Linked DNA regions of Mus musculus: regions 2, 3 and 4 are each linked to region 1. The links are chromatin loops, found by intact Hi-C in ENCODE. Cell type or tissue: left cerebral cortex. All regions are shown on one strand.

Region 1 (8,000 bases):
AGATTAGCAAACTTGAAGAATACACAGAGAAAGAAAAGAAGGCTAAAAAAAAAATCAGTTTGCCATTCCTTTTTGTCTGAATCAGAATTTTAGACCTATAATGCAGTGAAAAATAAAAGACAAAAAAGGTTCTCTACCAATTAGAAAGTTTGAGAGCAGCTATCTACTAACAAGATAAACTTATACTTGGAACTGAACCATTAGGTTATGGCATGATTACAAGATATATATATATATACACACACATACATATATATATATATATATTGCACATTACATATATGTATATGCACATGTAATATGTAATATACATTTACAATATACATATACAATGTACAATATATGTATTACACATTACATATACATATATGTATATTACAAATTACTTGTTAGCCAGCTCTAAGAAGCTTCTAGCATACTCTCCTATCCCAGGCACACTTCCTTCCCACCCAGTGTACCCTGTGAGCATGAGTAAGCACACACATGCATCCAGCCTGCTCTCATCTCTATCAGAAATGCTTGTCTTCTACTTCCTCCCCTGATATTTTACTTTTAACATCCAGAAAAATGTTGCTTCCCAAACCAATGGCAGAGTTATTTAATACTCTTTCTCCACATTATTCGACTTACTTTGAATGCAGGATCCAAATAAACATGTATTCTGGGAGCCTTCCTTCTACCTCTAACTGTTCTGAATATAAACCCTTAAGGTTGGACCACATATACAAATAAATAGCAAAAAATAGCGTGTAGAAGAACACTAGGAAACAAAGTAGGCCTCTTTTAGGTTTTCTCTTTATTTTATGTGTAAGGGTGTTTTGTGTACATGCATGTCTGTGCACCACATGTGTGCAGTGCCTGAAGGGGTGGGAGTTTTTGGATTCCCTGAAACTGGAGTTATAAAGGGTTGTGAGCCACCATGTAAGTGCTGGTAAACAAACCTGAGTCCTCCAGACGGCAGTGCTTGTAATGCTGAGCCATCATCTCTCCTGCCCTAAAGCAGGACTCGTATTAATTACTGAAGATCAGGGCCTGTAAATAAATGAATCCCCAGAGAACAAAATGGCACTGCTCTCTAGTATTGCTTTGACAGTTGCTCCATCCACTAAGGATGGTCTGTGAACTGTCAATCTCTAAGCCACTCATTTAGAAACTTAAAGAATATTAGTTGATTTTTGTGTGCTGATACCTTTATAATTTTTTTTTCATTTTCATTTTTAGTAACTTGCATTTATCAGGCAATGGCAGGTAGGAAATTTTTTCTCAAAACGTCTTTTACTCTACATGGTTAGGTAGATTATAGACAACAAAATGGTAAGATGTTGATTCTGTTTGAGGCTAGATGTCATGTAGCTCAGGCTGACCTTGAATTCCTGATCCTCTTGCCTCTACTTCCCAAGTTCTACAATGACTCTACAATGAATACATGTTTCACCATGCCAGGCTCAACTCCTTCTTAATAGTATGGTTTAGAATAAAGAATATGATCTGTATAAAAATCATAAGTAATATTTATTACTATAACAACATGTCTTCAGAGTTGATACACACCTCTGGCACTTGAAAACATATTAGTACTAGAATTGTAAGTACACTTGTATATGTCTGCACTTAGAAACATTCCTTCCTAAACTCAGATGCGAAGACATATAGGGCTATCCATCTTGGAGTAACCCTACACAGGACTAACCTACTGCATTATTTAAGTTCCTATGGATCTCTGAATAATGTATATAATCTCAAAACTTTGGTAATAGGCAAAAGTAAATCAGTCTACAACTTTCTTTAACAAACTTCAACATCTTTATCCTGTCAAGAGGGGTTAGCTCACAGCCAGTTTTATAGTAGGTGTTAGTGCATACTTTAGTTAATGGTCACAAAGTAACTATTTTAAAGGGTTTGTGGGTTTGTAGATTATGTGGTCTCTGTCACAGCCAGTTACCTCTTCTCTAAGAACACTGTAGTCACAGATAATATGTAATTAATAGAAAATAAATTTATAAATATAAACTTATTATGTTTATATAAAACAGGCATGTCTGTGTTCCAGTATAGTTTTACATATATTAAGAGGTGGCAGGCTTGGGAATCTGGCTCAAGGACCATAATAACTAACTTCTGGTTTACATCATAGACATAAAATACTGCCATTAGGAACTGGTCACATAATAAATGTGCAAGATTATCTTGGTTCTTGTTGGCTTTAGTCAGTAGCTTTTAAAATTTTAAAGACTGAGAAATTCATCAGCTTCTGACTCATGGAAGACAAGTTTTCATCAAAACCAAAGTATACAGTAAAATTGTGTGTGCCTTATCTTTAATGGCATATGACTAGTGAATGAAGCTATAAACCTTCTATGCTATTCATAGGTAGCAAAACCCTCCATGGTACAGAAAACAAAACAAAAAGATGTATCCATAGAAGTTGCCTCTACCACTGTAGCCAATAGTATTAACAGGGAATCCCCAGAGCAGCTTAGTAAATGGACCACAACCACAGTTCCAATGTTCATACAATGGCAAACTAGCTACATATGCAGTTGAGATGCTCTTTGTCCCATCGTAGCTATGACACGACTTTGAGCTATTAGACTCTTGCTAGCATTCTTTAACAAACCTGGATTGCAGCAGACTTAGTTCATCTTTGGGATTCAACTTTGGCCTTCCCCAGACTGTGTTCACTCTTCGTCGGGGAGTGAAATAGAGCAAAGCTCCTTAAAGACCACTCTAAAGCTGATGGCAAATACAAACCTCTTTCTTCCCCATAAGTTCTGGTCTCCCTAGTGACCTGGGTATTTTCCATGACTAATTGTTCTCCCTGTTCTAGAACTCCTCTTCAGAGAACACAACTGAAGAACAGCTGCTATGTTTCCAAGTGGTTTTCTAAAGTTGGATTTTAACTGCCTTAGCTCAAATGCTTCTTGTCTTTATAGTAATCCATCTAAAATGACTCCCAAGATTTCAACACTCTCCTCATGTTGATGAGAAAAGGGACCTCTGTTTCACAATCTCCCTTAAAGCAGCAGAGTTCTTTTTATCAACTAATAATTCTAAAACATCTATCACTAGACTTTAGGTATTCTGCATTTCTGCTGGAAACTTTCCAAACATTATTTTTCTTCTCAAAGATATATGTATAAAACACATCCTTTTCGGGGAGACAATTCAGGTAAAAAGTCTGAACTATAGAGTAGCATAAATGAAGAAAAAGATGACCCTAGAAAGAATATGCTTTCCCCTCATGGCATTCCCTCTGAAACAATGGCAAAGCAGTGCATAGTACAAATACAGCCACAGAGTGGCTCGGATCTAGAGCTCTTCTTCAAAAAGAAGGTAGAACAGAGACCTAACATTCGAAGTTTAAAAAAAGCAAAGGTTATCGAGATGTCTTCAAACATTTGCTTTGCTTCATTTTCACTCATCAATAATTCCGATTTCCAACTTTCCAGACTTAAAATTCTAGTTATTCCTGACCATATTCCACACTGCCTGGAATTCTGTCCTGAAGTCGGTACTTGTGCATCCTCCTGCCCTGCCAACCCGCTGCATTCTGACACCAGGGAGCAGAGCATGCTAAAGCTCTCTGCGCATTTAAGCCCAAATGTTCCTGCTTGGCTACACAGTTCTGCTCCCAGTCTTTGCAAATGCTGACTTTCCCCCTTCAATGTATATGTACAAACATATTCTACTCTGTGAGACATTAATTATAGTCTGACAGTAATAAACTATTTTAAATAGCTAAAATATTAGGTAATTAGCACAGTAAGAAGATAATTGAACAGATTAATAACGAATTAAGAGATTCTTGGGAAGGCATTTAAGATACATTGAAAATAAAGCCAAGAAAGAGATATATTCAACAAGGCAAAACTTGAGTTTTGAAACTTTTCCCGAGGGCAGAGAAGTGAATGTAGAAATTAGAGTATTGTGCTTCAACTGCTGTGATTGCTGAAACTGATTTACAAATGAAAGCACACAGGGAGAAGACGCACTTGAATTAGAGGAAAGCAAAGTGGATCAAAACAAGTAGGAAATCTTAGTGAAGACAAAACCAAGTGACCTGGGTGTGTCTACACAGTGCTCTACCTAGAGTCAGGCTCTGAGAGGCTGGCCAGGGCAGCCAGTCAAGTGCCAGTTACTGCTTGGGCCACACACATTCTGCCACTGGAGGGAGTCTGTTCACATTGTCTTTGATGTGACTTTCCCTCTAAAACTTCTTGGTCTTCTATGGAAATGAGATAGAGCTCCTACCAAGAGTAAGAATTGGATTAACACAGCTGATGGTTTTCTTGCTCTTGTGTGCTTCTTTTAGCTTTTATTCATTCATTTGGGTTCTTTGCTCCCTAATGAAAATGTACATTCCCCCTCGCAGTGGTATCTGAGGCAAAGAAATGAATACAGAGACATATGACCGAGAGCAGGGCAGCTGTTAGGAAAGAGCATGAAGGAGAATATTGTCAAGCCAGGGCAGAGGGGAGCTAAGGCAGACACTGGTTTAAAGAGTGTGCTCAGGTCATAAGGCACAAGGAAAGCATCAGCAGATGTCAACTGGAAGCCAAGAACAGCTTCTAGAACTAGGGTTGACAACAGTGTTACTGTTGGGATGCTACCAAGCAAAGGGTCTCAATACCACCACTGAGATTTTTTTTTCAATTTGCCCTTAAAATTCAGAATTTATGGTCGTCAATAATCTCTCATACAATGCTTTCCTAAACAGCACACAACTGAATTGCAAATACTGGCCAGAGAGAGAAAGAGACAAGGAGGGAGGAAGGGAGGAAGGGAGGGAGAGAGTGAGGGAGAGAGGGAGGGAGGGAGGGAGGGAGGGAGGGAGGGAGGGAGGGAGGGAGGGAGGGAGAGAGAGAGAGAGAGAGAGAGAGAGACTTTAAAAAGTACTGGGTTCAACTCAAGAGAGTATGTAGAAGATAACATTCCACTCCCAATAATGTTTCTCTATTTTGCAACAAGAATTATGGTCTATGCTACATAATACTTCATTTTACATTTCAAAATCCTATATGACATTACTATGCCTGTTTTGGACAAGAGTGCCTCTGGCTAAAACAGGTTAAGTAACTGGCCCACGGTTACAGGGCTAACAAGGACCAACAATCTAACCTGGCCATGTGATCTGAAATGGTATCCCTGCTATTCCATGCTGCACGTCAGTGGGACTGAGTCATGATTATGTCACATTCTTGTGATGAAGGCATTAAAGGGACACATTCCAGGTGTTCTTCCCAGGCGTTTGCTTGCTTTAGACATGTTATTACAGGCCACCTGATTCAGACTGAGCCATTACACATTTGGGTTATTATGTTCCCAATGTTAAGCTGTGTTCTGATCATATGTCAAAAGCATAAAAGGAGGTTTCAGCTCCTGTAACTTAAGTAGACAAGGTTCCTTAAAGAAATCTATGTTTTGAATATATAAAAGAGAAAAACTTTCCTTTCCCTTTCTCCACCGAACGATGATTACAAAGAAACTGTAGGTTACTTAAGTTATATTCACTTGCTTAGTAGCATCATAAACCTCATACCATATCTAGACACCATATCTAGACAGTCATAAAATGATCTACTCAGAGGAATAATGACTGTTAAAGAGAGAAAGCTGGGGGGCAGTGTTAATACTATTAAAAAAAAAACCTAGTCTTTTCTACTTCTCTATAACAACAATATTGTTAGCTTGGAGAAACACATAGAGATCTATTTATCAGCTCTATCTATTGGTCTATCTGTCTATCTATCTATCTATCTATCTATCTATCTATCTATCTATCTATGGTAACATGTGAGTAAACCCTTTTTAGAAAGGAACAGAAGCTTGTGTGTGTGTGTGTGTGTGTGTGTGTGTGTATGTAATAAAAACATGACAAGAGTCAGAATTAATATGGAACTTTGTATGGGGTGGTGAGCATTTTCTTTTCTTTTTTTCTTTTCTTTTTCTTTCTTGTCACAGGTCAGCAAGTGCTTCATGCTATTATGGGAAGAAACAAACTAAGAATGGATTCCCATATTACTGATATTTTCAGGTGAAAGACTGGATTTTTTTCCTTCCATTAAAAAAAAAAAACCATTATGAAGCTACATGGTGCACTCAATGAAGTATACCAGAGCACTCTAGAGCTAGGAAAGAAGTACTTGCCTGATTAGAACAGGAATTAACAGATGCCCCCATAGCTACAGTACATATTCCAACAGTTTCCTAACAGAGTCCTATCTAGAATCCTCATTTTGAACTACAGTGACTAGCACATAGGCAGGAACCATGTACCAGCAACAAAGTGGACATGCCTAGGAACGACTACTCACAAGGATATATGCATGTACACTTACAGGAATCCCCTTACTTTATTAAAAAGTGAATGCATGACTATTTGAACTCAGATATCCTCCCAAGATTACTAAATATTTTGAAAATAACGGGGGGGGGGCAATGCTGTGAGATGGTGCTAGTAACATAAACTACAATTTAGAGGAAAAATCAGCTACAAACAAAGCATAAAAGAGAAGAGCCAACGAAATGAGAGACAGTGATGTTTTACTAGGAACCATAGCTTGTGACTCATGAGACACACAGAGCATGATACAATTAAAAACCTCTGTGAGTAGAAAGGAACAGAAATCCACGATTACCCACTACTTTGCCCTAGACTACTTTATTTCATTTCCAAGGAACTTACGTTTTCCTCCGTCAATACCAAATTACCAAGAGTGAAATGGAAGAGTAAAAAGTAAAAAAACCACATACTCCCATATTCATAAAATAAAACTATAGCTCCGTAGACCTAAGACACAAAGAAATATATGATCAGCTATGTCTGCTGCCATAATCTTGCCTCATGTATTGATAACAGTGAGACTTAAGGGGAAGGGAAGTGAGTGAGGTGTAGGGAGCAGACACCATGAATCTGTTATTTGCTCACTGTGAAATCGTACTAAGGAAAGTCGTAATAGAGACTGAATGCAGCATCCTACAAGCTGTTCCATAAGAACCTGTGTTGTTCCCTCTAAATGACTGTCATGACGCCAACTTACTGATTAGAAATTGCCATATATTGGGACTGGGTCACAAGGGGGAGGGAGAAACAGAAGCATGTGACAGCCTTTCAGTGGAATGTCTCCATTTTTTTCCTCACATTTTTTAAAAACATGGTTCTTTGTAACTCCTTGGTTTAAACTACTTTACAAAGTGAAACCTGACTAGTCTAGAGGACTATAAGTGATTATTGTTATAGCTATTGCTTGATCCCAACATCCCCCTCAATTAAATGTTACATAATTTGCTCATTTTGCAGGATTCATAATGCCAACTGAAACAACTAAAAATGGATCAAAAGAGCTACAACTCCAGAGCAGAATATAGTAAAAGCAGAACTAACTCCCACAGCCTACCTTAGTACTCTGAACTTTATTAAACAAACATTTCCCTGACACCCCTGATAAACACAGAAAACACAATTTTAAAAACTGAAATTATTAAGGTCTGAGGAACAGCATTAGGTTGTCTAGTTCCACTTATTATTTGAATGAGTATTTGATAAATTGCTGAATCAAATAAAAATCAAATCTACTTTTATTAGAATCTTGGTTTTCTCTGAAACCAATCTGAGAAAATAAAAATAGCTGCAATTTACAAAGCTAATCTACCGACAAAGGAAATAAACAGTCTTTACAAGAATACTTAATTATTCAGACTACACCTCTTTCATAAGTTAAGGTTTGTTGTGTTCAAAGAGTTTGAATTTTCATTTAGAGATTATTAAAAATAAATTCACACTAACAATTAAAAATTATTAGTAAGCAGGACTTTAGTGCTCAGTCGACTTAAATGTCCATTTCAATGCCTTTAAAAAAAATCAAGATCTTTGTTTCCTATATGAGTTATCCTGCTACATTTAATGACCTTACCGTGCACCAATTAATAGCTCTCATAACTTTTCTTTTAAAATGTTCTATAGCTATTACTCATATACAGTTGAACATTTTCACTGATAA
Region 2 (8,000 bases), 620 kb after region 1:
TCATCTTACAGACAGACAGCTTTGCAAGCAGCAGTTGTGTGAACCCCTAATGATTTCTGGCTAGGCAGCCTTCTCTGGTAGGAACCACGCTCCAGTAGGAATCTGGCCCAGCAGAGACTTGCAGGCTGGAGTGCTTAGGCAGGGACAAGGACAGGAACCGTGTTCTTGGAGGTCCATTTCTTGGTTGCTGGGATGGTCTTTATACAAAATGGACAATACAAATCTTGAGGCTCTTGCTGTCCCCAGTCCGGTGGGATCCTGTTATGAAGGCAGTGCCCAGGATGTAGGTACCTGCTGATTCACAGCAGCTGGCTGACACTAAGTCACTGTCTTCTGAGATGCCTACCTCATTCAGTCAGGCCTTGGGAGCATTTGTGTTTGGGCCTCAATCCTAACCTTGAGCAAAGCAAGCAAGAACACCATGAAGTGATGAATTTCTTTATCTTCCTTGGCCCTTGCTACAGTCCTTCAAAACTACAGAAAATCTCAGATCTGCTTGCTGTGATCAAAGATGTACGCCGATCACACCTGGCTTTCTTAAGAAAAATGGGGGTGGGCAGAGGAAACAAGGCTTCCCTCTATCTAGAACACTTTCTGTTCCTTTCTATACATATAGCATGAATTATGTCATATGGAGATATTTTAGTCTTACTCTGGCTACTCTGGAATTCACTGTGTAGTGCAGGCTGGTCTGGAACTAGGCAATCCTGCTGAGTCACCTTCCAAAGTGCTGAGACTGGTCCTGAGCCACTGCTGTAGTCTGTAGGCCTCTTAGTTGCTAATTAAGGAATTGTTAGGTGCTGGAGAGATGATGGATCCTGAGTTCAAATCCCAGAAACCACATGGTGGCCCACAACCATCCCTAATGCAATCTGATGCCTTCTTCTGGGGTGTCTGAAGACAGCTACAGCATACTTACATATCAAATAAATTTAAAAAAATACCTCAAGACAAACATTTAACAAGAAATGGAAAACTCTGGAGGCAGAGGCAGGTGAATTAATGTAGGATAGCCTTGTCTACATAGTGAATTCTAGGACAGCCAGAGCTACATAGTGGGAACCCGTCTTGAATAGAAGGGGAAGGGGAAGGGGAAGGAATATAGAAAGTCCCATGAAGAGAGCTGTAAAGTACAGGTGAAAGGCCCACTATTAAACCTGAGCTATGGAAAGCTCACGTCATGAGAACACAAGTTTCTCCCCAGTTGGTCTATCCATCTCTTGTGATTTCAGCAAAGGCACCAAGATTTCCCATAAGGAAGAAAAGTTATTCAAAGTCACAGAAAAAGAAAGACAAAAGAGCCAGGAGCCAAGTAAGACTTGGTGCTACTGGGGAGGAAACATGCCCCCCATCAGATTAAAAAAAATAAAATTGCAAGTCTTGTACAGTGGGTTAGCATAGCATTTGTGGAAGACAAGATGAGACCAACCACCAGGCTTTAAACAGAATTTAAAGATCCAAAAATAAGTCCACGTGCATCACAAGTTAAATGCATTCAATATGGCACCCTAAATCATTAAGTTCTGTTGGGTATGAAGACAAAAGTGTGTATAAAGATGCTGGGCACAGCAGCCCACACCTGTAACCCTCAAAGTTAAGTCAGGAGGATGCCTGGGGCTTGCCTCTCAGCCAGGGTTCACCCAGGACGAGCAGGCTGAAGCAGGAGTCACTGCCTTCAGTGTGTGGTTGACCCGCTTGGAGGAGGAGGGGCAGAGACTGAATCAGGAGAGACCACCAAGGGGTCTTCCTCTCTGTCCTTGCCCTCTGTGACCACTGCAGCATTCTGATTCCAGAGGTTTTGACTCCTCAATAGGTGCTCTTGAGGGAGCAGGGAGTTTAGGCTGAGCAGAGACTGATGGGGGGTGGCTTTCAGATCCATCATGGCTTTCAAACTGAAGCCACGTCTTTCTAAAGAAACCCCAGTGAGTGATGAGCACTACATCGCACAAATGAGAGTGACCGGGCATTTCCCTGGATTCCACTCGGCTCCTTAAGCCACGCCCCTTTGGCCCCAGGTGAAATAGCATGCATGAGTGTGCAGTGGCGCCGGCCTTTAACCCCAGAGCTTGGGAGGCAGAGGCAGGCGGAATTCTGAATTCGAGGCCAGCCTGGTCTACAGAGTGAGTTCCAGTTACTTTCCAGTCACCTGACAAAACCTCCCTCAAGGGAGGAAGGGTTTATTCTGGCTGACAGTCTGCGGGAGCAGACTATCACTGCAGGTCTTAAAGGCGGCATCTCAAATCACTTGGTTTGTTCAACCGGTATGAAGACAGAAGTGAGTATGGATAAAAATGCTGGGCACTGTAGCCCACATCTATAACCCCAAAACTGTGGAGGCAGAGATGGGATCACCCCTGGGGCTTGTGGATCAACTAGGGTTCACCCAGGACCAGCAGGCAAAAGCAGGAGTTACTGCCTTGACAGGTGTGATTAACCTCGATCTAGAAACTCCCTCACAGACATGCCCAGAGGTTTGTTACCATGGAGATTCTAATCGCCATCAAGGTAACAAGATCAACCATCCTTTCTTTTTCCTTCGTCTTCCAACACATGCTCTTTAGGAACACCCACGATTTCCTACTTAGATGTATCTGCTTCCACCACGGTTCAACTGACACAAAAGGTCTCAGATCTAAGCCCCAGTTTGGGGGCCAGTGAGATGGGCCAGCTATAAGGGCAACTAGTGCCAAGCGTCTAACCTGAGTTTGAGCCTGGATCCCCACATGCTATACAGAGAGAGAATGCTGCAAGTTGTTACAAGTTGTCCTATGACCTACACACACACACACACACACACACACAGCCCGTACCTCTTTGTTTTTCCCACTATTCTGGCATCCAGCAAGCCCCCAGCTTTCCTCCTATCTCTGTCCCCCAGTGCTGGGCTTATAAGCACACACAGCTATTCTCAGTCGCTTCATGTGTGTGCTGAGTCCTTCTGCAAGCGTAAATTCTCTTACCCACTGAGCTATCTATGCAGCTCCAGGTTCTATATTTCTAATGCTGGTCTGAGAACCACAGCAGGGAACCCAGGCCAGCTGGGCTTCACACACAGGAAGCCCTGGGAGGTAGATGAGGATATCAGCAGCTCCCCTCAAACCTGTCTGGCTCGCTGTGGACCCCAGGCAAGCCATGCTAGACTGTGAGCAGGCTCAGCTCCTGATAACCCACTCTAGGCTGTCTCCATGTCTAAGTCGGTGCTTGTTAGAAGAGCTGGGGCTATAAGCTTGACCTTCAGCGTTGGCCCTGTCACCCACCATATCCCTGTGCCATTAGCGGGAGGGGGAGGGAGGCAGTCACTCCCTGTGGAAGCAGGGACAAGTCACAGTGGTCATGAAGGAAGTGTGGCTTCACGGTGGGACGCCCTCTGAGTCACCTAATGGGACTCAGTCAGAGACCCAGATGACAGTGCTGGATTCAGGTTATAGCTGTTGCTCACCTTCAGCCGCTGTATCACTCGGGGTCAGTGTCAGAGATAAAACCCACTTTAATTAAATAGGAAGAGACTGAAGGAATGCAGGAGACTGGCTCCAGACAAAATAGGAAGGCCAGAAAAGCGCACATGCTCGTGTGTGTGTGTGTGTGTGTGTGTGTGTGTGTGTGTGTGTGAGTGTGTGTGAGAGAGAGAGTGTGTGTGTGTGCGTGTGCATGCGCGCGCTCAGGAAGCAGAGAGAAGCGCTAGGAACTGGCCTCTGCGGTGCAGACAGCCAGCCCTGCTATAACCAAGATGGTGGAGTCAGAAAACTGTTCCTGGGACTGACAGCGGTCAGGGAGCGAGGCTGCCTTCAAAGCTGTCTCCTTCGAAGCCACACTGCTGCTACGAAAAACCCTTGCCTGCCCACACGCGGTGCCTCGTCACCCTTGAAGCCAGCAACTAAGTAGCTAGGGAAAGCATACTTCCTCCACACGTAGACCGCTGTGCCTTCCAAATGTTCCGTGGCCTGTCTGAGGAGCCACACTGCAATCACATCTGGGACCTCTGTTTCCCGACCCTTGTAAGTACTGGAGACATGTCAGGAGGCGCAGGAAGAGCTAAGGCACCAGGAACCTCAGCCAGCTCCCTGTATCTTTGGAGGAATTGGGGGTGGGGGTGGGGAGTAGGCTATTACCTGAACAGGAAAAGGTATCTCCTGGCTTAAAAACAGAGGCAACTGAGCAAGAAGAGAGATGTGTATAGCCCCAGGGACTTGAGCTGGTCATCAGCCTGAGCCCTTGGATTTGTCAAATGCTGCCTTCTGCTGCCCTCTAGTGTTTGCGGAACAAACTGCTTCTCCACCTGATACTAAGAACTCCCCCGATGCCAGGAAAAGCCTCCCAGACTAGTCGACAAAATTACAACTCATCTGATCAGTTGACATTCGGGTCACACTTGCCCCAAATGTTACTGTCTTAGCTCTCCTGCTGTAAGATATTTATCCTCTGTAATTAGAGGGGTTCATGATGTCATGGTTCTGGTGGGCTATGGCTTCCCAGGAAGCCGTACTAGAAAGCATCTGATTTGTTGCACATTTGCTTGTCTTGACAAAGCCCTGAGCCCTGCCCCCACCCCACCCGTCATCTCCACGGTTGGAGATTGGAGGGTAAGATCTGTGTTTTTTTTCAGGACTCAGCCAGTAAGAAACAAGTGGCCGTCAACAAGCAGAGTCTTGAAATGACAGACTTGTTACCAACCAACAAACTGAAGTCATTGTGTTGACAGTTTTCAATCTAGAGACTCGATGTACCAATCAGAATTGTGGAGTCTGATCTGCTGAAGTATCCTGCCTGCCTCCCTGGTTAGGTCCCCAGTGTTGCATCTGGGATTCCACAGGATGGAGGGTCTGTCTGTCTGGCCCAGTGGGTAAGACTGGGAGCTGCTACTCCTGGATTAGCCTTCCATCACCGTCTCTCTCTTTCCCTCATCATCATTTGTGTTAAACTAGAGCCTGCTTTTAGATCTTCCTATAAGGAAGACGGCCGAGAGCAGGTCTCTTTGGACAATTTGGTTCTGTCCACAGTAGGGCAGAGGTCAGCAGCACATTTATCAACTCTCCCTTTGCCTACGGCCCCTTCAGCACACAATTCTCTTTAAGTCTCTACCCAGTCGGCTTCCAAATGGGTCTTCAAAACTGCCCTGAGTGTGGCTTCAGTGCCTTTTGTGAGAACTGTCTCTACCCCAACACCACGCTCTCTGAGAACCTCTAAATATTTGCAAACACTTTGACACAGTTTCAAACCACCGCAAGCTGGAGATGTCAACAGAAACCACTTCTTAAATATTCTGCTTAGCCAGCAAAGCCTTTTAGCTTCCAGGTGCCTGGGCTGTCCCCTTCCTGCCTCTCCGAAGCACCAGGCTGTTAGGAGAAAGGCATTTATTTGCAAACAAGGCCAGACAGAGATCAGAGGTCCCCTGCATGGCTTGGGGACACACACCACACTGTCATCACACACATCTGCTGTTTGCTTTCCTCCTGGGGAAGAGATGGGCTCCCCTTGAGGCAGAGATGATGAAAGGCTGCAGGGGGGTAGGGGTGAAGGCATGGGGGGACGGGACAGGGTGACAGCAAGCTTGAAGCTGCATGTGGGGTCAGGGCCTGTGTACTCAGGTCTCTTGGAGGTTGATCTGCTGATCTACTTCAAGGCTTTGGAATCGGAATCCCGGGATGTCGTCCCGCTGGGTTCTCAGGGGAAATTCTCAAGGGCTTGAGGTGGTGGCCTAGCCACAGAAGTGAGACCATAGAGGGACAAACACTTAGAAAAAGAGGCAGTCTCACGCTGTTGTTATGATGAGAACAACTGCCAGACCCCTGTGATGAGCGGGACAGAGGACAGGAGTGTGCCTCTGAGGGACAAGTCAGGGTGGCATAAACAATCATATCATTTGCAGAGAGAATTTCCTGGAAACAAATCAAGGTAGCTGCTACAATACCACAACATGCATTCAGTTAAAGATTATTTGGACCCACATTGCTAGCTGGTGTGTAGATGGAACCACCTGTGCCTGCGACTACAGCGCCACAGATCACAAGTCACAGATGCGAATGCTAATACTCTGCTTTAACAAATCCATCTGGATCACTTAGGAGCAGAAAATGAGATGTGTGAGTCTATTCATTGAAGTGGGTTCTGTAATGCCAAACTTTAGAAACCACCCTTCAATGACCTACTTATGGTATAGCCACAGTGGAACAGGATGCAGTCTAAAAGATGACAGAGCCAGTCAGTGGTGGCACGAGCCTTTAATCCCAGCACTCAGGAAGCAGAGACAGAAGGATCTCTGAGATTGAGACCAGCCTAGTATAGAGTGAGTTCCAGGACAGTCAGGACTATGCAGAGAAACCCTGCCTCGAAAAACCAACCTAACAAATAAACAGACAAAAAGATGAAGTTTCAGATCAGACTGTATATTATGCTATCACTCAAGGCTAACCAAGCAGAGTGAGTCAGGGGATAAAGAGGGACCAAGTTCTTCTGATAAGCAGCCTTCCCTCTCCCACCCCCCCACCGTCAGCTACATTTCCAGAGGTCCCTTCACAGGGTAGGCTGGGTAGAGAAAAATACATACATACATACATACATACATACATACATACACACACACACACACACACACACACACAACCTTTCTTTTTCCTGTGTATCACAATTTGCATGTTAATGAACATAAGACTTAGGCAGGGATTGAGGGATGGCTCAGTGGCTAAAACACTTGTGACACGGATATAAGGACCGGAGTTCACATCCTAGAATCCCATGTGGAACATAGACATACAGGAAGAGAGTTTTGTAACAGGAGAATCTCCAGAGAGCTCAGGCAGGTCAGCTACCCTGTCAGGCTCAGAGGCAAAACTAAGAGGGGCTTGTCTCAAACAAGGTAGAAGAGGGAGTGTAACACCCCAGGTTATAACGAGAGGCACCTTTAGAGACTGTGGTAAGCCTGGCCTCCTCGGGTCTAGAATTGTGTTTGCTAACAGGCTGTTTCATAGCTATTTAATCTAAATTTAAATATTCCCGCTTGGGAGAGAGAAGGAGGCTAACAAAACTCTTTAAAAAGTTATCACTCCATGATGTCATGCCAGCTATGTCATTACCCCAAATTGTATGTCCCAATGTGGCAAGTAGGTGCTTTATAAGAAAACAAAGTTATACATCAAGACGTTCGCAGATACGTTGGTTGGAACACTGGGTGGCCAGCTAAGGCAAAGTGGAACAATCTCTGCTACAGGCCCAGGGTGTTATCTGTCAGCATTCCTAGCCCTTTCATTGGTGAGAGCTAGGGATGTCTCTGTATATTCCAAATGTGCTGCCTACATCTGTTGAAGGGCAGCCAGAGTCTTTGCTCTCTGGAAAAGCTTTCTCAGATAAACATACCCACAGAGCATTCTAAATCCAGTCATGGTAATAGTTAACACCACAGCTATCACAGAACTCAACACCAAATCCCACATTCATTAGCCATGTGACCTGATAAAATAACCTATAGAAAAGGAGCGTCCCCGTTGCTTTGAATAACAGTCTAAATGGCATCCACTAGCCAGAAGTGCTCAAACACAAACCCTGGAGCCTGTGGGTATATCCTTATATCCCATAGGAGAATCCTGGATGACAAGAAGAAACCATCCATGTTAAAGAATAGGAGAGAGAACTTGGGATACAGCGCAGATGGAAGACAAAGTAAGGACAGGGTCAAAGATGCAACCACTGTAAGCTCAGGACTCCCCAGAAGCTCTGAGGAACATAAGATTATTAGGGCTGAGAGGCGGCTCAGTAGTTAGGGGCTCTTGTTGCTCTACCAGAGAACCCGAGTCTGGATCCTAGCACCTATGTCGGGCAGCTCAAGAGCATCTCAAACTCTAGTTTGGGGGATCTGATGCCCTCTTCTGGCCACTATAGGACACTTATGCTCACATGTATTTACATACACATGTACATGGTGCACACAAAGACACAGAGGCACACACAAAACCCACACACCAGTAAAATTGCCAGAACCAGCCCCTAACCCTCTTTAAAAGTCTAGC
Region 3 (8,000 bases), 370 kb after region 1:
TTTCTCCAAAGGATTGTCTCAGCCTAACAAATTTCTATCCGTTTCTTCATTAAGACGGAATCTCATTTTATGATAAATTTTTCAGAGGGTGGTGACAAATTTTTAACTGCAATACTGTGACAGAAGAGCCTTTCTTAAATACGGTCAGTTGCAATGGTAGATAAATTATCCTGGTTTTTCTTTTCTTTTAAAGGCATTATTCATGAAATGGTTCAAATACCTGAAGACAGATGAAAGTGTGATCACATGACTAAAGATGCCGTGTTGGGCAGAGGATCTATGAGGAGGAGGAATCAGGACTATAAGGAAAGCCCCCACTGAGATCACACATGCCGACAACACATGCTGTCTGAAGTCCTACACACAGGAGCGCTTACGTGGCTACCTGCCCAATCTTACACAGCCACCCGTTATTCCAGCTGATGGAAAGAAAAGTGGAGAACTCGTAAGAACTTCCACCCTGGCAGACGAAGGCACGGATAAACAAACCCCAATCAGAGGCTCAGTTACCTTAAAGAAAGTGTAAAATCCCAAGTGGTGGGGAATAAAAAGGTGGCAGTCAAACTGGCATCTGAACATTGAATTCTGAGGAGTTTAACCCAATGCTACGAGGACAGATGTAAAACTTTTGGGATGTTCAAGGCTGTTAATGGCATTCCTGAACAGGAAGACTCAAGATATAAAAATATCAGACATTTAAAAGCCTTCTGAAATCATCAGTTTTTGACTTGTGCCCCAAAATATTTTTATTTTTGAAGCTTAACTTCTTTCACTTTAATCCTTGAAATACAAGAAAGTATCTCCCCTTTTAGAGAGGAAAAAAAAATCCTAAACTACTTTAAAATTACAAGGAAAACAATTCTTAAACATTAAGAAAAAAGGAACAAAGATAAATCCAGAAAAACAAAAGACCAGAGGGCAAGATCAGAAATATTTCAATAAAATATTAAGTAGTAAGGAAAAATAAAAAGCGGGAGCCACAGCCTGGATTTGAACCACCTCCCCAGTTACCAGCTTTGAGATGTTGGTCAAATTATCTAGCATCTCTGTGATGATTTACTTTTGAGGATAGATCAAATTATTATCTGTACAATATTAAGCACCTGGCATATAGCCAGGACTTCTGGTGTGCTTAAAGAAACAGCATCACAAATGAGTGTAGGCTTACACACATTCAGCTTCTGTCATTATTCTTTTGTATATGTACTTGTACTGGATCAAGCACCCCGTTCATTCCAGGCCAAGCGTGAGCACACACAAGTGAGCACACACAGGTGAGCACACACAGGTGAGCACACTCAGGTGAGCACACACAGGTGAGCACACACAGGTGAGCACACTCAGGTGAGCACACACAGGTGAGCACACACAGGTGAGCACACTCGGGTGAGCACACACAGGTGAGCACACACAGGTGAGCACACTCAGGTGAGCACACTCAGGTGAGCACACTCAGGTGAGCACATGCAGATACACAGGTGAGCACACACAGGTGAGCACACGCAGATACACAGGTGAGCACACACAGGTGAGCACACGCAGATACACAGGTGAGCACACTCGGGTGAGCACACACAGATACACAGGTGAGCACACACAGGTGAGCACATGCAGATACACAGGTGAGCACACTCGGGTGAGCACACACAGATACACAGGTGAGCACACACAGGTGAGCACACTCAGGTGAGCACACTCAGGTGAGCACACTCAGGTGAGCACCCGCAGATACACAGGTGAGCACACTCAGGTGAGCACACTCAGGTGAGCACACACAGATACTCACACAGGGCTCCTATGACCTCAGAAAAGCAAATGTGCTCATGTCTGTCATCATTGTTACTTATGTAGCACTAACAAGGGCCAATGTATCTTTCTGAAGATGGTATATTATGTGTGTGTGTGTATGCTCACACTTGCGTGTGTAAACGCGTTCATATACATAATTGCTTGCTATGATAGAAACCATTCATACTAAGCACTTTCTCTATCCCCCTCCCCCAGCAGACTCCCATGCACCTTTCAAACTTTGCCGATTTCTTTTCCCTGGTCCTCCCTTCTCCACATGATTCTTGGGTACCAGCTTGGAGTGTTCACTTACTTTTGTGTCTAAGACAGACATGATCATTTCTTTGGCTTCCTTCACATCCTCTTTCTTCCCAGAAACCTTGATGTGGGGATCTGGAAAGAAGCAGAAGGAAGGCTTACATGAGGCGTCACACCTCCCTCAACTGCCCGCTTTGAGACCGATTCCGCAATATGAAACATCCCACAATAAACCCTGTAGTTACTGCACTGTGTATATGCGATCACTATAATCACAAGCATAGGAAAGTAACCAACATCCGCATTTATCAGTGTTTTTTTCCCCTCTTCTGAAAATTGGATGAGCAATTTACCTCCAACCTGTGCAAAATAAGCAAATCACACCACTGCGAAATAAAATAAGGTAATTATGAATTCTACTTGTGAATTGAGTTCTCGTTATATTCTTGGCGGCATTCTAAAGATAATAGAGTAATTTGTTTAATCCAAGCTATTGCTTTGTGAACTTTTTTTTTTTTTAACAGAGAAAACCAATGCAGAAAGCAACAATAGTAACTTGCCCTAGAAAAGTAGATTTTACAGGACTCAGACCTGGCCCTATAGTGCAATGTCTTCCAACTCTGTCCACAATTTAAACTGTGATGACGTATTACAGAAAACATCCTCATGGGCCAATGTTCACAGAACAACAAAGTCCACTTGGGAATATTTCATATTTACCCAGAGTTCATTTTGAGTGACTAATACACAGCGTGATTTCTTTATTGACCACGATTGTAACTAGGGAAGTGTCCAGTCACTCAAGAGGGATTACTGATCGCCTTCACTGCACCAAGGTCTGGGGAATGTGTTGGTAAAGACGATTCCCGCACACACAGGCCTGAGTGATGCACAAGGAGGCCTAACAACATTTCACAAAGACTTTTACATGTTATACTAATCATCGTATGACAGAGCGTGGGATACAAGACATAAGGATTGGAGAGCCGGCTAGGGGAGAGGCCCATCAGGCTCACTAAGAGGAATTGGAGTGAGGGCCAGACACAGCCAAACTCTTCCAGCAAAGGGAGGGTCCTGCACAAGTCTTCAGGTCAAGGTGTGTTGCCCTGCTGTTAAGGTCTGAGTCTGTTGTTAACAGACAGCCCTGAAAAGGCAAAAGGGCAGACTCTTTGTCAGCTGGGCATCTTCTCCTCTGAGGACTCTGGATCCCACCTGAGGAAGGTCATGTGATCCTGCACCTGAGATTCCTGGGATGCCTCCCATGCTAATGAGGCCTCTCAGCAGCCTTCAGCCAATGACCTCCCCCCAACACCCAGATATTCTCACCCCCTCCCTCACAACTAGATAACCATTGATTGGTTCACCCCAAAAGTTTATGTGTATAAGCCCATCCTGAATAAAGGTATATGCCCAAGATAAGATCGTCTCAGAGAGCTGTTTCATTGCCGATCATCATCAGAGAAGGCCTTCTCACTCTCTCCCCACCCCCAAGGCACTCGCTTCAGGTGGACTGAGATCCTGTGCGATCTGGACTCTGCTTCATTCTTCCAGCCCGGTGTGTAGTGGCAGGCATCTGGACACCCCAAGCGGGAGAAATCAAGGACATGGAACCACGAGGATGTGTTTCCATTTCTCTTTCACTGGGTTCCTAGAATTTAGTAGTCTGGGAGTTCTGACACCTTACTGTCCAGCCTGGTGCAGATGAAGACCATCCTGGGGTAAGTGGAGAGTCCTTTGCCCATTTGTATTAGTGACAAAGTCAAGAAACGGATATGATCATCAATAGGTCATGACCATGGTCTATGAATTCCCTGAGTCCTTTCTGTCCAGTACAGGATAGAGATCCGTAAATATCCAGGTACCATCCACAACCATTGAGCCTTTTGTTCTTCCAAAGCAGGAATTACCCAGTTGCCACTGAGTAGGGATTATACCTGGACTACATACGTCGGGATGTCTCCACTGCCAGCATACCCCACAGGTCAAGGTCAATTCTATGCTGAACACATCACATATTTTGAGGTGCAACCAGTCAATCCAGGGGAGAGCCCAGGGAAGGAAGGAAAGGAGACTACTCAGCTCCTCTGAGCAGTACATGACACCACAGCTGACAACACCCTGCAGCTTTGGAATGTGGAATATGGGCTGAACCCCCACTTAATCACCCCTCTACTGGCACCCTGCCCTTCTCTGCCATGTCCCCCCTGCTACTCCTGACTGAGGCTCTCCTTATCCCATTATCTTTTTAGCCCTGTCTCTGACATTTGCAATGACTTTAAGATTGCTCGGAACTTTCCAAAACTGTTTTTCATAGGCTCTAAGTTTAGGGAACCCAAAAGCAAGGCACACGGATGCCCACCCACCACAGTCTATGAACCCGTTTTTATCTGGTTTGACAGAAGTGACAAATGATTCTGAAGAATATAGATCAATATTATTTACACACACACACACACACACACACACACATACCATGTGCAAGGTATGTTAACTTGTAAACCCATTACTTCCCAGGCTGGATAAACACTAAAATTCTTATACACCTGCACCTGTAGAGGTGCAGGCATGCTTAGTTTAAAGATAACCAAATTATCGTAACTTTTTCTTTCCAACAACAGAACAATAAGCAAAAGGAAAAAAAAAAAAAAAAAAAAAGAACAAAAAACAAAACCACCTCAACAGCAAATTTAGAAGTGAATGAGCACCACCTAGTGGTCAGAAAGTGAATTATTCAATGAAGCTGGGACTGCAATGTCTTCAACCCCTAACCCCAACCCTCAGATTCAGCTCTTGTTAGAAAGTGGCTCTTTGATTTGCCAAGCTTAATAGAAACCGAGAAAAACAAATACTACCACATTGGATCAAAGGGATGAGATGGCTAGGGACATGCTCGCTATCTCCCCCCTACTCTCTGGGTCCGCTCTTGCCTTTACGTAGAAGACATGTGCATGCTGCCTGCTGCCTGCTTCTAGTCTGAACGGAACCTCAATTCATTACTTGCCATGCCTGAGAGCCAGTGCCTGGTGAAGATTTCAGTTTAAGATTGTGTAAAATCACAGGGGATAAACGTTGTGTTCCAATTCACCCTAGAAACACTTGACCGTGAGTTGTAGTATTGACCCCACTGATAAGCACAAAATGAATTAGGCATCAGCCAGAAAGCATCAAAAGACAGAGAGCTGCAAGTCTGTCCAATGGCACTATGGGTACAGACTAGGGATGTTATAAACCAAGCTATTCACCCACACCCACAGTGGTACTGAGCAGACTAGCAGCACTCTATTGTCGAAAATGTCTATATGAAGGAGACTCTAGGCTCAGGTTCCTTCATTTCCGAGGTAACCATGAGCACTGGGCATTTCCAACAAAATTCTAACTTTCAGCAAGTCTGATCCTAGTATCAGAGGCGTGCGAGAGTGTTGGTTTTCGGATTCAGACCACACCCATCTGCTCCTGTCTTTTAGGCGTATCACCTCCCATGGAAGAGAGGAGACTGGATAGCAACCACTCTCACTGAGAAGTTCAGCTATGCTGGTATGTACACACCACAGAAGGAACAAAGGAAAATGGGCCCTGCTCTGCGGAGCTCGATACCTTTCACAGGAGTGTTCTCCTGGCTTTCATCTGTGAGTTCATAGACACCCTTGATGGTTCCAAAAACACGTTTTTGGTAAACATTTTAGAGTCGAGACGCTTCCTGAACCTAACCTTCAGCTTTGTCGAGCTTTTGGGAAGATGGTCTGGCATTGCAGGATTTTCCCTGTCCGATTACATTAGTGCAGAGGAGGTCTGTGATTGGACAGGGAAAAGGGAGGCGGAGCTAAGGGTAGCCACTAACAAGCTCTGTGGGAAAGTCACAGAGAGACTCTGGAGGACAGTGCGGGAGGAGTAGTAATGGAAAAGAAGGGAGAGGTGAGAGTGGTAGGAAGAAGCAGAGAGAAGGGGAGAGGAAGGTAGGGCGGGAGAGAAGAGAGAAAATGGGAGGGAAGGAAGGAAAGAAAGAGGGAGGGGAGGAGGGGGAGGGAGGGAGGGAGGGGGAGGGAGGAAAGAAGGAAGAGAGAGGAAGGGAAGGAAGGAGAGAAGGAGGGAAGGAAGGAGGGAGAGGGAGGGAGAAAGGAAGGGAAGAGGGGAAGGGAGGGAAAGAGGAAGAGGAGAGAGGGAGGAAGGGAGAGAGGGAGGGAGAGAAGGAAAGGGGGAACAGAGAAAGGAGGAGAATAAATACAGAAAATGTGGCACTATGCTTGAATATTCGAGGTCCCTATTGACTCCTGATTTTTGTTGTTGTTGTTGCTACTGCTGCTGCTGCTGCTGTTTTAATGCTTGCTACACAGCTGGTGGAACTGTCTAGGAGTCTGAAAACTTCAAGTGGAACAAGAAGATCAAGGGTTTAGAGCTCTAGAATATATTACCCTTCACTCCCTTCTGTAAACTCTACCTGCTTCTGATCCACAGTGATATGAACAGCTACTCCCCCCCCCCCCCACGCACATTGAGGTAAATATTATTTAAGGGTTTCTACCCTACATTTGATCATTTAGTTCCCAAATAAAAGACACAAAACCTTTACAATAAATTTTAATAGCACTAGATCTGGGCAGATATCAGCCCTCTCTGCTATTTTGTCTACTTCCCTGTCAATAACCCTGAGGTATGTTCTGCCTGGATCGCTCCTACTCCAACTGGCCAGGCTTCATGGCCATACTCTCATGATCCACCAACCCCATGGCACCTTCTTCCTTCTCCTCCCCCCTCCTGGTCTCTGCCTTAGACCCTCTGATGGTGTGTATATGCTTGGCCCAGAGAGTGGCACTACTAGAAGTTGTAGCACTGTTGGAGTGGGTGTGGCCTTGTTGAAGTAGGAGTGTCACTGTGGGAGTGGACTTTAAGACCCTCATCCTAGCTGCCTGGAAGTCAGTCTTCTAGCCTTAAGATGAAGATGTAGAACTCAGCTCCTCCTACGCCATGCCTCCCTGGATGCTGCCATGCTCCTGCCATGATGATAATGGACTGAACCTCTGAACCTGTAAGCCAGCCCCAATAAAACATTGTCCTTATAAGAGTTGCCTTGGTCATGGTGTCTGTTCACAGCAGCAAAACCCTAAGACAGACCCCAAGCCCAAGAAAGGAAGGCCTGCCTACCTCTCTTCTGTTAACCAATCACAGATAACTTGGGGGCAAGGTTTACACAACAAAAGCTGGTATATGTGTGAGGAGATCTCTCTCTCTCTCTCAGATTTATTTATTATATACATGTGAATGCACTGTCACTGTCTTCAGACACAACAGAAGAGGGTATTAGATACCATTACAGATGGTTGTGAGCCACCATGTGGTTGTGGGATTTGAACTCAGGACCTCTGGAAGAGCAGTCAGTGCTCTTAGCTGCGGAGCCATCTCTCCAGCCCCATGTGTGAGGATCTCTTCTTCTTGAGGAAATTAAACCTTGGGATATAGAATCTAGCCTTATAATACATAACAACAAACCAAACCTCAGAACACATAGTCATAGCTCTCTCTGACTCTGTCTCTGTCTCTCTGTCTCTGTCTCTCTCTCTCTCTGTCTCTCTGTCTCTCTCCATTAAGTTGCTGTCAGGAGCTTTGGTGATCCGGGTCAGACTGCTTAGTTTCCTTACAAATCTACATTGCTTTACTGTATTTCTAAGACCCCTACTAAAAGTTATTTTTATTATTTTTAATTATGTGTATGTGGTGTGTGCCTGGCGTGGAGGAGGGACTGCACTCCCCTGGGGCTGGGCTTATGCATGGTTTGGAGTCTCTGACACACAGGTGCAGAAGCCTAGGGTCCCTTGCAGGGGCCACCCAGGCGTTTCACCTCTGAACCATATAATGTTCTTAAACTAACCTAAACTAACCCGATATCTTTATTTTGCAGTTTTGCGCTGTCTTGTTGTATGTAGTTTATCTAACCTCTAAGGCATTTCCAAGAACCCTAA
Region 4 (8,000 bases), 360 kb after region 1:
TCGAGTGACAGGTTTGGTTTTGTTGTTTCGCTTTTTTTTTCTTTTGATGTTATTTCAGATATTCCCGTGAAATCTTGCCTTTTCCACATCTCCAACCATGGAATTTGCTCGTCCTCAAATAGACAATAGATGCCATAAGATTGGGGAGACCGGTGTGCCCAATCTAGCACAAGCAGCCAGCCATACTTAGAACTCCTAGACACAAGCCCGCTGACAACCTAGGATGGACGAACCTCAGCTCAAGCAGAAGCTTGTTTTTTGTTTTTTTGTTTGTTTGTTTTGTTTTTTGTTTTTTAATTCTCCCCTGACTCACTTGGTATCAGCTTCCCAACAGAGCCCTTCCCAAGCGTTCACGAGCGGCAGCGCCTAGGAGCGCCTTTCCTGTGGTAGACTGGCTGGCTGATACTTCGTACACAGGATGCTGGACCAGATGGTTGCGTGCGGGTCTGAGCACACACTGACTCCTGTGGGCTCCAACCCAATGACTAAAACTTGCCCAGGGATTGTGCTGGATTCTCTCTGCTCTCAAGAAACCTAGCGCCTGCTGTAACCAGGGAGATTCTCCTTTGGGAATTTGGGGTCTAAAAGATGATGTTCATTTCTGTGTGTTTTCTGAAGTGCACATGGGTCAGTGTTATAGGAGCTGGGTGGCCAAGGAAACCTCTCCTCCACTCAGGGAACTCGGCTTCTCCAACCACTTTCTCAACTAGAACACAATAAAACGGGCCCCTTCTAAGTCAGCAGTTCTCACCGTTCCTAATGCCACCATCCTTTAATACAGTTGCTGTTGTGGTGAGCCCCCCCAACCATAAAATTATTTTGCTGCCACTTCATAACTATAATTTTGCTACTGTTTCAAATCTTGGTGTAACTGCCATACAGGATATATGATAGGCAGCCCCTGCAAAAGGGTTGTGCAACCCCCAAAGGGGCTGCGACCCACAGGCTGAGAACTGTTGTAAGTCCACCAGGACGTCCCAGTCCACAGTATTGCTGTGTTGCTATGGCTGTTCAGGCCTGTGTGGAAGAGACAGCTTTGGTTGAGGAAGAACCTGCATCACCATAGTAGTGTCTGAGTGTGACAGTTTGGAGCCCAAACAGGTTTTACACACATGACGTCTTTCAGTGTTGGGGATCGGACCTAGGTCTTCATGCGTGCATCCTACCAGTGAGCTCTAACACAGCCCATCCTACTATGTATGTGACCTACTGTGCTCTCCTTATACATGAAGGCATCTGGGAAACGAGAAGGAAAATGGTAAGCCTGGTCTAATGCTAACAGAGCTCTTGGCCAGCTTACAAGAAAGGTCTTCTAGATGAGGGCACTATTTCAGGATCAGCAAGGACTCACTGCACTTTCCATGAGTGGTATAAGCTTGGCTTGGCCTTGGGTTTATCAGGCCTAGCTGTAGGGTAGGGGAATGGGAGGTGGGGGAGTGGGTTCAGGGACTCTCCCCTCCCCCTTCTCTAGCTGCCCTCCAGATTTGCAATTACTTTTTGGAACAAACTGGATCTTTATCTCTAGGGAGGGAGGGCAGTACAGCCAAAGCAAGACAACACAGAGCGCATCCATCACCGTCAGCGGCTCCCCTCCATCTCGATGGCATTCTTAATTTAGCAGAACAAACACGCGCCACGGAGAACAAGAGCAGGCAGGCTGCGATTATTTACACTGGCATCGGAGGAATCTGGGCAACCCAAAACCACGGAGGCTAACAAAAGAAAAAACTCAGGCCAGATGAATCAGGTCCCGACCCGGTTGCTTGTCACCGTCACCGGGCTTTGGGGCTCAGAGGAGAAAATAGAATTTAGACACAGCACAATGGTAGAAAAGGGCAGGGAACCCGATAAGCCGTTCCCCAGTGGTAATAATAAACTTTATACCTAGTCCAGTGAGTCCGAGGCCTGCCGAAGCTAAGATATCCAGGCTGGGACAGGCCAGGCCGGCAGGGCACGATGCTGGGGATAGACTGGTTGCTATGGAAACCCCACTGCTTTCAAGTCCGAGGAGACACTTCCTTGCTTCATACATATTTAAGGCATTTCGCTCAACACTTTTCACAATCACAGACTATGAAAACACATAATGGGGGGAAAAAAGATGACACTGAGGTAGGCATACAATGACAGAAGGGTAATGAAAATGTAAATGAGTGGCCACAGGAGGCTGGATACCACCCCCTATCAGCCTCTGCTCCTGACACTCCCGTAAAACGTGAGTCCCCACCTACTATGTGTGTGTGTGTATGTGTGTGTGTGTCTATGTGTCTGCAAACCATTGAGAGCATGATGCTGTGGGCAGCCAGCATGCAGGTCCCGATCCCTACCTAACCTTTTAAGGTATGGATTCCTATCCAGGCATGCTTAGAAATTTAGCAAATTCTTGGTGTCAAAGTCCAGCTGCCCCACTACACAGCCTCTGGGCTTCATACTGAAGCATTCCTCCTCACCACCTCATTACCTGCAGAAGCCAAATCAAACCCACCATCACGTATAGATTGCACAGTTACAGTTGGCTTCTTTTTTTTTTTAACATACACGGTCTAATGGTTAGCTGACGTACCTCTAGGCACCACCAACCCCCAGTGAGACCACATCTGTGGCAAATCTTATGAAATATATGTGTGTGTGTTATATTATGTTATATATAATGATATATTTTATAAATAATAATAATTGTGTATATATATAAATTTTCCTTACTTCCTATATGTATATGTCATATACATATAGAATTATATAATTTATATATCTTTTATATACTAAATGTCTAAGCATATATATGTATATATATAAACATACATGTGTATATATACATATGTATACATATATAAACACATATGTGTATGTATGTGTGTATATGTATGTGTGTATGTGTGTGTGTGTGTGTGTGTGTGTAGTAGTAGTAGTAGTACTTAGAATCCAGCCATCAAAACACAATTTCTTTCAGCCTAACATAGGTTCGTTTTTCTCCTGAGCTCTTGGAATTCTTTTTATTTCTGTCTTTGTTTGGCCAAGCCCTTCTCGGAATCTGAACTGATGGTATTTGTGATTAAGTTAGTCAAACAGGGCTTTATGATGTCTAAATCCCATGGCCTGGTCTCAATCTCTGAACTCACTCAACCTTGCTCCCCCAGTCTTGGGGCGCTTTAAAGTTTTCTCTAAAAAATAAAATAATAATAAGTGTGGTTGTTTCCTCCAGGTGAACAGAAAATATCACATTTACTCATGTAGAAATCATATGCAAGACAGATACACATAAAGCATTCTATACACAAGATGGCATCTCTGGTTTAGAAATTTTAGTAAAGTATGGCAGATTTATCTACCTTAGTAATTCAGGACTTCCTACTCGAGAATCTAACTGCACATCCTTCTGTGGCTTACACACGTGAGTGTGGACACATGGATACACACGCACACACACACACACACACACACACACACGCACATCTCCATATATACCTGTACTTGCACATATACATACATACATATATACACACATCAACACACATGCACACACATACACTTACATGTGCACACACACATACACACATGCACTTACATGTGTACACACAAAAAACTGAATAGAATTAGGGAAGAGATGTGGGGGAAGGAGGGAGGGAGGGAGAGAGAGAGAGAAAGAGAGCACGCAAGCACCTTTCTCTATGAGAGAGTGGAGTAGCACCTGTGAATGTGGACCCAGGTCCTACCCTGACACCAAAGCTGGTCCAGGCTGAATCTTGTGCTGGCTGGCGTCCATGACTACAGACTCCCTTATCCATGGCTGCCTGCTCTGTGGCACTGTTACAGCTGCCCAAACCAAGTCGGATGATTACTGGTTTATTTTTTACTCTATGATACATTCCCCTGCACTAAAGCAGTGGCTCTCTACATTGCTAAGTCCGTTCACTAGACTTTATAAAGCAATTAAAAACCAGCATTTAATAAAAATAAAAAAAAGTTAGGGAAAACTCAGCTGTTCTTCAAAACATTCCACAAACTTCAAAATTTAATTACAGTCTATAAATCTTTTAAGTTTTAAACATTCAGAAAAAAATGAGGATTAATATAACATTGTCATACTTAATACCTGGAACACAGACAATTTTGCATGTGACTTTTGTTAACCCCCTGGATTATTTCGTAGCCATGCTTTCTCTCCTAGTGGTGAACTTGGGATGCACCCCCACACCCCACACCGCCCCAGGTCTCCCTGCCAGCCAATGCTTCGTGATTTGGAAAATATAAGAGTGTAAGTACTGCTACCTAACATGTTTTTCCACTCTGAGAGCCTTCAATTCATTTCACCTCTGCTCAGCACGCACAGCGGCAGCACAATGGCTGCCAGTGACAACCACTGGTGAGGTCCCAGGGTCCCAGGCTTTAAAGGAGCTGCAGCAGGCTTCACAATATTAATGCATGAACAGTCTTCCTTTCTTGCTTTCTCAGGGCACTTCAGATCAGACTTCTCCCACTGCGCATTTACTGTCCATGTAAATTACCAGATAGCATTGGACAGAGAAGGCGCTAAGGCGGCTGAGAGCTTTCATTACTCATGGGCTTTATTAAAGAAAAGGAGAGAACAGAAAAAGCAGCAGCTCCGCTAAGCCAGCACAGGACGTTCTGCAAATTGATTTGAACATGCGCACACATGCATACACTTAACATATGAGTCTCCTTAGCTACTCCCTAGCAACCAGCCTGTAGTCAGCAGATTGCAAATTAAGAGTCCTTCCAATAAATACTCAGAAGTGGTGTGTCTTGTTCACACAGTAGGTCTGCTTTGGCTTTCTGACAGAGTTCAGTATTGATTTCCGTTAACAGCTTGGCTGGTTTAGGTTACCACCATCAGTGTGGGAGCACTTCCTTTGCTCCACCCCCTCACGAGCACCTGGCCGACTGCCACCCTGACTGGGGTGACATGGGATCTTCATGGAGTTTACATTTGCTCTCCTTTGATGGCTAGTGAGGCTGAACAGTTTTATGTTCGCTAGCCATTTGAACATCATGGTTTGGTTGTTTTTAACAGTCTGTTTGCTTCGTTAGCCTGTGTATTGATTGGGTTGGTTGATCTCTTGTCAAAATTACCAAGTCAGATGTGGTAAAAAATAGACTTTTCTTTCTCCTGTATTTATAGAAAAACAATGTTACTAAAAACTAACATGAAAATCAAAAACCATGAAGAAAATGGAGGCAGATAACGGAGGGGGCACTGTTACAAATGTAACTCTTATAGCCAAATATATGTATCAGAAATTATTCCCATGTAAATGAACAACCAGAGTGGGTAGGGAAGGCTATTCCAGATGCTTCATCGGGTGCAGACTCTAGACCAACCTTGCTCGGCTGTTTGGGCTTTGGTTTAATACTGATAAAGACGTCCAGCTGTTCCATCAGCTGTGCGATGACCTGTGGGTCCACTTCAATGTCTTCCTTCATATCAAACATCAACACCAGAGGAAGACACCCCTAGACAAGACAGTAGGAGTGTCAGGGGTTAGTCATCTCAGCACCTGATGCCTGAGCATCTCCAAATAACACACGATCAAGTATTTAACTTAAATACCATTTACCTCTTCACAGCAAGGAGGGTGTGTGACCAAGGGGAGGGGCAGGAGACTATCTGGGGGACTGGAACTGCATCTGTTAAGCTTGTGGGTTTGGTGTGACTTTTCTTTTTTTAAGTCTACTCTTTACTAGAGAAAAACCCTTCACTGTCTGACTTCAGTTCCGTTAGCAATTGTACTGAGAGAGTCTTCACCACTCTGAGGGTCAGGGTCATGTGTCCTTGCTCGGTGACTTCCTGGGAGCCAAACCACTGTATCCTAATGGAGAACCCAACTGCTGTTTACTAACTTCTGCTTTGGCCCAGCCTGGCCCATCCTACCACAGATTTGCACACCCTGGATCTGTTTCTTCCACCAGGCCAGGCCCAAATCTCAATGTCCTATAGGTGGAGTCTGTAATCCCTCAGAGCTCTCCTTCCAAGTTGGCTGAAGTTGTAAGTCCTTCCACTCAGACATGTGCAGTGAACCACTGTTCCAACCCTCAACCCTTTCGGGGGGTGGGGGGTGTCACTACAGTGGCTATCTTTGGCTCTCATCTCTGCTTTGCCCTTCACTGCCTACAATCACTTGGCTTCTCTTCCTCTGGTATAGAATGCTGTTCAGCTCAAGTCCTTGGTCACTGGATATTTTTAAAGATTTATTTATTGACCTTATATATCTGATTATACTGTAGCTGTCTTCAGACACACCAGAAGAGGGCATCGGATCCCACTACAGGTGGTTGTGAGCCACCATGTGGTTGCTGAGAATTGAATTCAGGACCTTTGGAAGAGCAGTCAGTGCTCTTAACCACTGAACCATCTCTCCAGCCTGGTCACTGGATTTTTTTTTTCTTTCTTTCTTTCTTCACATGTATTGGACAATGCTGGGTACACTGTGATCAAAATGAAAAACTGCCCTTTTCACCCGTGAATAAAAGTGACTCTTCTTCATGGACCGATAATAAAAAAGAAAGGTTGTTAAAACCTTTGAATTTCTTTCTCCCTTCTTTCATTATTGCGTAATAGTACCTTTCAAAAAAACTATAGTTTTGGCAGGTGCGGTTAAAGTAGGAATGTGAGTCTGTGAAGTTTTTCAAGCATTTTAAGCTTAAAAATAACACCTAAACACCTTGGAAAGGAAGACACTACAATGAGTAATTTGCCAGTTTCTGTATGTAAATACGCCCCACCGCTAAAGGATTATTGACCATACAGTAAAATAAAGGTGGCTAACAAAAAATCATCCACAAAAAGTGAATCTTTAAATGTCCCACTGCCCTGACTGGAAGCTTGATCTGTCAGAGGAATGGACGCAACAATACAAATCTGGGTTTTCTCAGTTGTTTTGTTTATTTGTTTGTTTGTTTGTTTGTTTGTTTAAATGAATTTGCCAAGTTAATAGTGAAGACCATGCCTAATGTCCACTGGGTCAAATGTCACTAAAGACTGGGCCTGGAACCAAATAGTCTAATCTGTTTTTAATAAGAGTCTCTACCGACCCAGCAATACACCTGTCTCTTCGCACCAATCCCCACACACTGGGGTTTCAAAAAAAAAAAAAAAGCATGTGAAGGAGAGAAGGGCCTTACATCAGGATGCTTCTGATGACTCAACGGATGTTTGTCTTTCATAGCATTCGAAATTAATGCGTGAAATCCTATTTTTATTTACATAATAAATTCATTAACTGTACACATGTTTTAGATCACCAAGAGTCAAGAGTTTTGGGGTTTTTGTTGTTGTTGCTTTTTGGTTTTTTTTCGAGACAGGGTTTCTCTGTGTAGCTCTGGAACTCACTTTGTAGACCAGGCTGGCCTCGAACTCAGAAATCTGCCTGCGTCTGCCTCCGAAGTGCTGGGATTAAAGGCATGCACCACCACACCTGGCTTCAAGTTTTTATAGATGTGTGGGTAAACGTGGACCGGCCAAAGGCCAATAGCAGGCAGTTTCCTTGACTATTTTTTTCTCCAAGTTTTTTTTTTTTAAACAGTTTCTTTTTATGAACCCGAACCTCACAGATTATCTATCCTGACTGACCAGCAACCTACAGGAATCTCTTGGTCTCTGCCCCTCCAGCCCTGGGATGGCAGACACGCATCTCCACCCTTGCCTTCCTATAGAAGTGCTTGGGATCCAGACTCAGGTCTTCAGGCTTGTGTGGAAACTGAGCCATCCTCTCAGCCTTTGAAGGCGACCTTTAAATGGTGTTTTTTAGTTTTCCATTTACAGTTCAAACTGCATATCAGCACCCCCTGTCAAGCATAGCCACCTTCTAGCCACACCACAAAATGCATTCACCTGCAATCTCATCTGTCTTTAGGCTAAGTTAAGAAAAATATAAAAATGCTTCCCTACACAATAGAATATAGCCTACAGCGACACAATAACCCTTATTCCCTGTTTGCCTGGTATTCCAAATTGCTTTCTTAAATAGCGGGTACCCAAAATC

The links. Peaks named below come from ENCODE experiments on the same cell type or tissue, not always from the same donor. Only the 100,000 strongest peaks of a DNase experiment are listed, where the experiment ranks them.
Region 2: a loop joins it to region 1, with 2.9 times the contacts of the local background. A loop is called at or near these places in 9 of 42 quality-filtered maps.
Region 3: a loop joins it to region 1, with 2.9 times the contacts of the local background. A loop is called at or near these places in 18 of 42 quality-filtered maps.
Region 4: it touches region 1 in a loop (4-fold over the local background); 18 of 42 quality-filtered maps call a loop at or near these places.

What each region holds. Positions count from the first base shown.
Region 1 is chr10:70,590,059-70,598,058 of GRCm38, forward strand. The region is part of intron 1 of Phyhipl (phytanoyl-CoA hydroxylase interacting protein-like); the gene reads right to left. Among named protein-coding and RNA genes, the nearest start is that of Phyhipl, 5.2 kb to the right of the region's middle. In left cerebral cortex, a CTCF peak has its summit at 4,152; DNase peaks (open chromatin) are centred at 4,160 and 7,076; H3K4me3 peaks cover 1,547 bases; H3K27ac peaks cover 1,341 bases.
Region 2 is chr10:71,214,198-71,222,197 of GRCm38, forward strand. No RefSeq gene overlaps it. Among named protein-coding and RNA genes, the nearest start is that of 1700113B09Rik, 16 kb to the left of the region's middle. In left cerebral cortex, a CTCF peak has its summit at 4,253 (motif pointing left); DNase peaks (open chromatin) are centred at 698, 3,892, 4,254, 5,416 and 1 more place.
Region 3 is chr10:70,959,034-70,967,033 of GRCm38, forward strand. Bicc1 (BicC family RNA binding protein 1) reads right to left here. Exons shown (of 21, transcript NM_031397.3): 4 at 2,102-2,181. Among named protein-coding and RNA genes, the nearest start is that of Gm24486, 81 kb to the left of the region's middle. In left cerebral cortex, a CTCF peak has its summit at 4,764 (motif pointing left); a DNase peak (open chromatin) is centred at 4,792.
Region 4 is chr10:70,948,055-70,956,054 of GRCm38, forward strand. It overlaps Bicc1 (BicC family RNA binding protein 1), which reads right to left. Exons shown (of 21, transcript NM_031397.3): 9 at 5,341-5,472; 10 at 1,885-2,071. Among named protein-coding and RNA genes, the nearest start is that of Gm24486, 70 kb to the left of the region's middle. In left cerebral cortex, a CTCF peak has its summit at 4,162; DNase peaks (open chromatin) are centred at 424, 1,681, 1,985 and 4,626; H3K4me3 peaks cover 398 bases; H3K27ac peaks cover 1,079 bases.